2 separate regions of the Mus musculus genome follow, and region 1 is linked to region 2. A link is a loop called in an ENCODE intact Hi-C map of the cell type or tissue named here. Cell type or tissue: heart. All regions are shown on one strand. Links, peaks and the distances in the headings refer to the core of each region. The heading gives the core; the rest is flanking DNA. Region 1 has its middle 46 kb from the start of 9130015L21Rik. Region 2 overlaps Gm14221 (a long non-coding RNA gene).

Region 1 (2,814 bases), core at 267-2,766, 520 kb after region 2:
AGCCAAGAAGTGGCTTTAACTTTAACCCTGATCAAAGATGCTGTTGACTGGAGCACTGGGCAAAGATGAGGGGAGAAACCACCAGCCTGATAGTGTGCTTAAGCTGTGGAGGATGGCACCTGTTTTGTGAGATAACCAGAGCTTGTGCTTGGAATCACCTTTGTCTTTGGTGTGGTCACGGATGGGAAACTGTGGACAACCCGCAATTAAAGATATGGATGGAAGAAAATGTTAGGAAACATATCAGGCAGTGGAGGTATCAGAGATAAAGTTGAGCCTGGTCTCATGGTTGGCCAAAGCTACAAGACAGAATTTATCTTTCAGACACTGTAACATGGCTGCTTCTTAGGAGTACTCAGGTCATCCAATGGCAGCCTCTCTAACCCAGATCCAGCCTCTCATTCAAGAACAGTTCATGTTAGAGAACATTTTGCTTTCTCACTGACTTTGGGAAAGTTGCCTTATATCCCCAAGCCTCGGTCTTCCCCTCTGATAAATGCCAAGGTGGACATTTCCTGGATAAATGAGAGTGGACACTATTGCATTTCCTTCAGGGTAGATATCCAGTGGGTTCCAGAGAAGCCAGGGCCCTTTTCATTTAGAGGAGGAGGCTCTTTGGTTGGTTGGAGTTAGTCATATTGTTCTTACGGGGGAACCATACTAATTAGAAGAATCCACTAGAGGTTTCTGGCAAGGAGTAGCATGAGCAGCAGAGAAGCTTAAAAGCAAAATGAGCAGTGTTCTGGGTGGATGTCTGTGTCGTTGTGTGGTTTGCGTGAAGTCACAGTGAATAATAATTGGCTCCTTCATGTTTTCCAGCCTGGATGACAACCAAGAAGGTGGGAACAACCACTCAATATCAGAGGCAGCCCACAAACTTGTGCCACAGACTCTAAAACAAGCACGAGCTCACACTGAGCCCTGACAAGTGTCCCCATCAGCTGGTAGTGATGATCACTAGCTTGCTAGAGTGTAGTAGGGAGAGGGGGAGAGGCCAGACAGAGACATGTAGTCCTGGGTCCTATATGGCCTCAGAGGTTGTATGCAGGAATGGGTCTGATTTTTGTAAGCACAGTGGGAGCTCACTGAAGAGTACAAATAAGGATATTCTATGATCAGCTCTATAAGCAGGCAGCGGAATGAAGAATGGAAAAAAATGAGATAATCCATGCCAAGGGCTTTCCTCAGACCTGGGCTATAGTAAATGCTCAGGAAACACTATCTAGTTGATGTCATGGATCTGACAGCTGCCAGGTATTAGCTCAGCCAATGGGCCTTAGGTACTTCCTTCTAACAAAGGGATGGAGGTGTGCCAAACCTGCCTTAGCCTGGCAACTTTTCATAAGCCAGCACTGGGTACTTAAAAGTGTAGCTCAGTCAGGCTTGACATAGAAGCAAACAGACCCTTCTAAGACAAAGGATCAGGCACTTTGTTCCTGAGTGGTGAAGTTGAGGTTGGGAAGGTATAGTTGGGAGGAAGTCCCAGCAGGGAGGCTGTGCCCTCTAGTGGGGTAGGGAAGAGGAGATGTTATTTATTGGTTTTGCCCCAGAGACCTCAGTTCACAGCACTTCTGCTGTCCTGGGCAACTTTAACATCCACGTGTCAGGATTTCTGCTGGGTGCGTCTAAAGTGTGAGCACATAGAGAGTATGAAGCATGGGATATCTAGGCACTAACGAGGAGGGATACTAAAAGGGTTGCAGTCTCCTTAGTGGATTAGAGGCTCCAGTGGGGGAAAAATAGCTGATCCTATGCTGTGATGCTGACAATATCTGTCTCATCTTGCTCCAGCAATATAAACAGAAGACAGTCTTCAGTTGATACCCAAACCCCAGGACAGTACCATAAGCTTCTTGCTGCTCTGTTTATCCTCAAAACTGACTGGTCCCATGTCTCACACAGTCAGGGATTCTTCCTCTGACATGCTCTGTAGTTGTTTGATACAGCTGTTGAGAGAATTAAGCTTAAGAATGTTTGGGCCTGGCTCAGACCAGTGTGCAGATTAATGACCCTTTGAAAAGATGATGTATGTGGAACACTTTTGCAGTACGCCTGGTATATAAAGGGTACTCAGCAAACTCCCAGGAGAGGTAAGCTGTTATGTATCAATGTCAATGAAACAAGAATAGTGATCTTGAGTGTTTAGTAGAGCCCACGAGGATCGTGTGAAAGGCAGGCTCCTGCTGTATCCTCTCTTCACATTCTGATTCAGTACATCATAAGTGGGAATATGGTCAGCAATGTTTTAATACCTTCTAAGTGATTCTGATATAGGCGCTCCCTTTGGATTAATTTTCAAAAGTACGTGGGACGAGTGGGTAGGCTACGTGGTGCAGAGAGCTCGACAACCTGGGCTAAGATAACTCGTGCTGAAAAAATGATCAAGCATGAGAGGCCTAAGTCTGGACCATGAAGTAGGGGTTACAGAGAAGAGCAGAGCGGTTTCGGGAGTGGAAACAGCTTTGTGTGGAGCTGATGGTATTAGAGAGAAGGACATTATATGTTTCTGATATTCCATGCCTTCATAGCAGGGACTGGTTCATGTCCCCATACATTACATGAAACAGTTCCTTCCTCTGCTCTAAGAAGCTTTAACGTCCAGACCATCTGTAACCTCCTTTGAGAATCCCACTATCTACTCACTTGTGTGACTTAGTTGCTCTACAATCCCCACAATGATGATTTCCTTCATTAGTTCAGTGACCAAGGGCTAGAGTAAATGAGGCACGTCGTCAGGGACAGTGAAGGAAAGGATTTTTTGTTTGTTTGTTTTTTGTTTTGTTTTGTTTTCAGAATAACTAGCAGACAAATCAA
Region 2 (2,814 bases), core at 95-2,594:
TAGTTGCTAATTCATAATTGTATTTTTGCTACTCTTACGAATTGTAATTTTTTTTTTTGAGATAGAGGGTTGCCAAAGGGGTTATGACCTGCAGGTTGAGAACAGTGTCACCGGTCCAGTGTCTAGACCAACGAAGCTGGAATCTTTGGGAATGGAGTCGAGAGGTGGATTTTTCAAAGCCTTGCAGACGGGAACCAGGTGATGCTCCTCATAGACAGGACCGGCGACCACAATATTTGAAAGCCCACAGCCTTTTTTGACACCTAACTTCAGGGCCTTGGAATTGACGTGAAGGGCAAAGCTAGGCAGGCTTAAGTTTGAATATTGAATCTGCTGAGATTTGCTGTGATCTTGGGCTAGGTGCCTGAGGTCCTGAGGAATCTACCTTTGAATTATCACAATATAATTATAACTAACCAGACTTGTAGGATTGTTTGGGATATTCGGTGAGATACTCAGGTCCCCGGGGAGTGGCTATTCCTCATTAAGGGTCACAGCACCCACCTCTTCCAGCCTGGTCCCGGTGGTCCCCTCCCCTCTTTTTTTTATCCAGCCTGGTAGCTAGGTTCTGACCTCAAGTCCCTGGCTGGCTCCTTGCTGATGGCCACAGCGTGCTCAGTGGTGCCCATCTTCTCCCGAGGAGGATGGTATCGACATTTCAAAAACAGTTTAATTATTCTGCGGCTGCCTGGCTATTAGCTGCGACAAGAGAGCTCAGGGCTATTTTTCAGCATTAATTTTCCATTTGAAATGAATTCCTTTTGGTTACACTTTTTAAATGTTTCTTTTAATTAGACGCAATTACTTCAGAAGAATTGCTTTTATTCCTCAGCCTGAGATCCCAGCGATAAAGTCGCTATCTGGCCCCACCGAACGGCCGGGACGGCTCATTTAGTCTCTGCACTAAAGTATATTGAACTAGGAAATTATACAGCGAATCAACTATTAATTCCTTTTATGATCGCTCACTCTAACATCTTGAATGAGATCTTCAGGGGGAAATTTAGTCACAATAGGGATCATTGTCTCCCCCCACCCCCTCCGCCCTCGCCACCCTTCCAGCCCTCCGCCTAGTGTGAGGGGAGCTATCCTGGTGATGGTCAAGGCACAGGGGCAGGATGCCACGGGGCTCATGGTTTTCCTGGGGTCTTTGGGGGTAGGGGGTAGATAGTACGGCGGAAGCTGCTTTGCTGAAGGAGTCCCTTTTCAGACCTCAAGAAGAAGGAGGATACTGTGACTATGTGGAGACAAAGTATCCCTGCCTTTGAAGGTCGGTTCTGTGGTTTGGTCCTTCGTGGTACGGTTCTTCAGGCGGCCTGGGAGCCAGTAGGTGGCGCTCTCCCACTGCGTTGGCAATTCTGTCTGCGCTGATGGAGGAAGCTTCGCAGTTACTTGGGAGACTCATTTTAGAGACCTTAGCCAGAAGCAAGCTTAACAGACAGGGAAACTGAGGTACAAAAATGGGTGTGTGATCACAGAAAAAGACTGAACCAGCTCTTTTGGTCCTTGGACCACGTCTCTGAATTTGACTCCCTGTATGGGATGTTGCTGGTGAAGGCTTACAGCTCAACTCACCTGTTCTCTGCCACTTCTACACTCCCAGCTGTCAGAAGGGGAGGGGCTGGGTAGGATCACTGGACTTCCAAGGGCACTTGGGATGGAAGGATTCTAGGGATGGAGTGAGCCAGAGGAGGGCCCCATGCTGGCTGTGACTGAAAATGGATTGTGTGCATTGTGGGATTACAGTTCTGGAGGGAAGAGTCACTAGAGATTCCAATGGGATGGGTATGTAGGTGTGTGCCTCAGTTTCTCTTAGGGGAGGCAGGTTTGAAAGATGGGTAGGAGGTTGGAGAGTAAGGAAGCTCACTGAGTAGAGGGGAGGGCCTGTGACATGGCCCTCCCTCTCCCTCAGGTTTATACACCTGCGCTGGGAGTTTTTTTTTCCACAGACTGTCCTGGCTGCTCTGTGCAGGACTGTGAGGGGCTCCTGCCCTCACAGGTGGAAGTGAAAGTGATCTCTGTCTGACCGGAAGAGTAGGGGTGGCTCCTCTAGGGTCAGAATCACCTTAGGACATTTGTGGCCAGGGATAGTAGCTACTGTCTGTGAGACTCCTCTGAGGACAGATTTTCAGGGGGGCTCTGAACATTCCATTTGTTTCCGATGAGAAAAAAAAAGTACATTTTTGTCTATTTTCAAGGTTCATTTCTTCCGGATTTTGAAGGAAATCAAAACATTTTCATGGGTCTCTGAAACATCATGGGCCCCCGGGGCACTACTCCTTTGCCCAAAGAAGAGTCTGCATTGTTTTGGAAGAAGCAAAACAAACCAAAACCGAAACCAAAACCAAAACCAGATAAGCTTTGGAGTTTGGATCTCCCACTTTGAGATGGATGGAGGGAAGCTGTGGGGCTTTTTGCTGCCTCTTTGCCTCCAGCCTCTCTTGCTTCCTGGATGCCAGGCCAATGTCAGCATTTACTGTGCCCAGAGCATTGATGCAGTGATTTCTTTTTTAAATTGCATCATTTTGTGTGTGTGTGTGTGTGTGTGTGTGTGTGTGTGTGTGTGTGTGTGTGTGAGCACCTTTGGGTCCTTCTACCTGGTCCAGATTGCATGAAGATCTTGTCAGGCCGGGCGGTGGTGGCGCATGCCTTGAATCCCGGCAGAGGCAGAGAGGCAGAGAGGCAGAGGAGAGGCAGAGAGGCAGAGGCAGGCAGATTTCTGAGTTCGAGGCCAGCCTGGTCTACAAGTGAGTTCAGGACAGCCAGGGCTACACAAAGAAACCCTGTCTCGAAAAACCAAAAAAAAAAAAAAAA

What was found. A loop is a pair of places that touch in the nucleus more often than their neighbours do. Peaks named below come from ENCODE experiments on the same cell type or tissue, not always from the same donor. Only the 100,000 strongest peaks of a DNase experiment are listed, where the experiment ranks them.
Region 1: it touches region 2 in a loop (5-fold over the local background); 5 of 42 quality-filtered maps call a loop at or near these places.

What each region holds. Positions count from the first base shown.
Region 1 is chr2:160,061,437-160,064,250 of GRCm38, reverse strand. No RefSeq gene overlaps it. Among named protein-coding and RNA genes, the nearest start is that of 9130015L21Rik, 46 kb to the right of the region's middle. In heart, for the core only: a CTCF peak has its summit at 1,500 (motif pointing left); no DNase peak of the experiment used is centred there.
Region 2 is chr2:160,577,411-160,580,224 of GRCm38, reverse strand. The region is part of intron 1 of Gm14221 (a long non-coding RNA gene); the gene reads left to right. Among named protein-coding and RNA genes, the nearest start is that of Gm14221, 2.0 kb to the left of the region's middle. In heart, for the core only: a CTCF peak has its summit at 1,328 (motif pointing right); no DNase peak of the experiment used is centred there; H3K27me3 peaks cover 2,500 bases.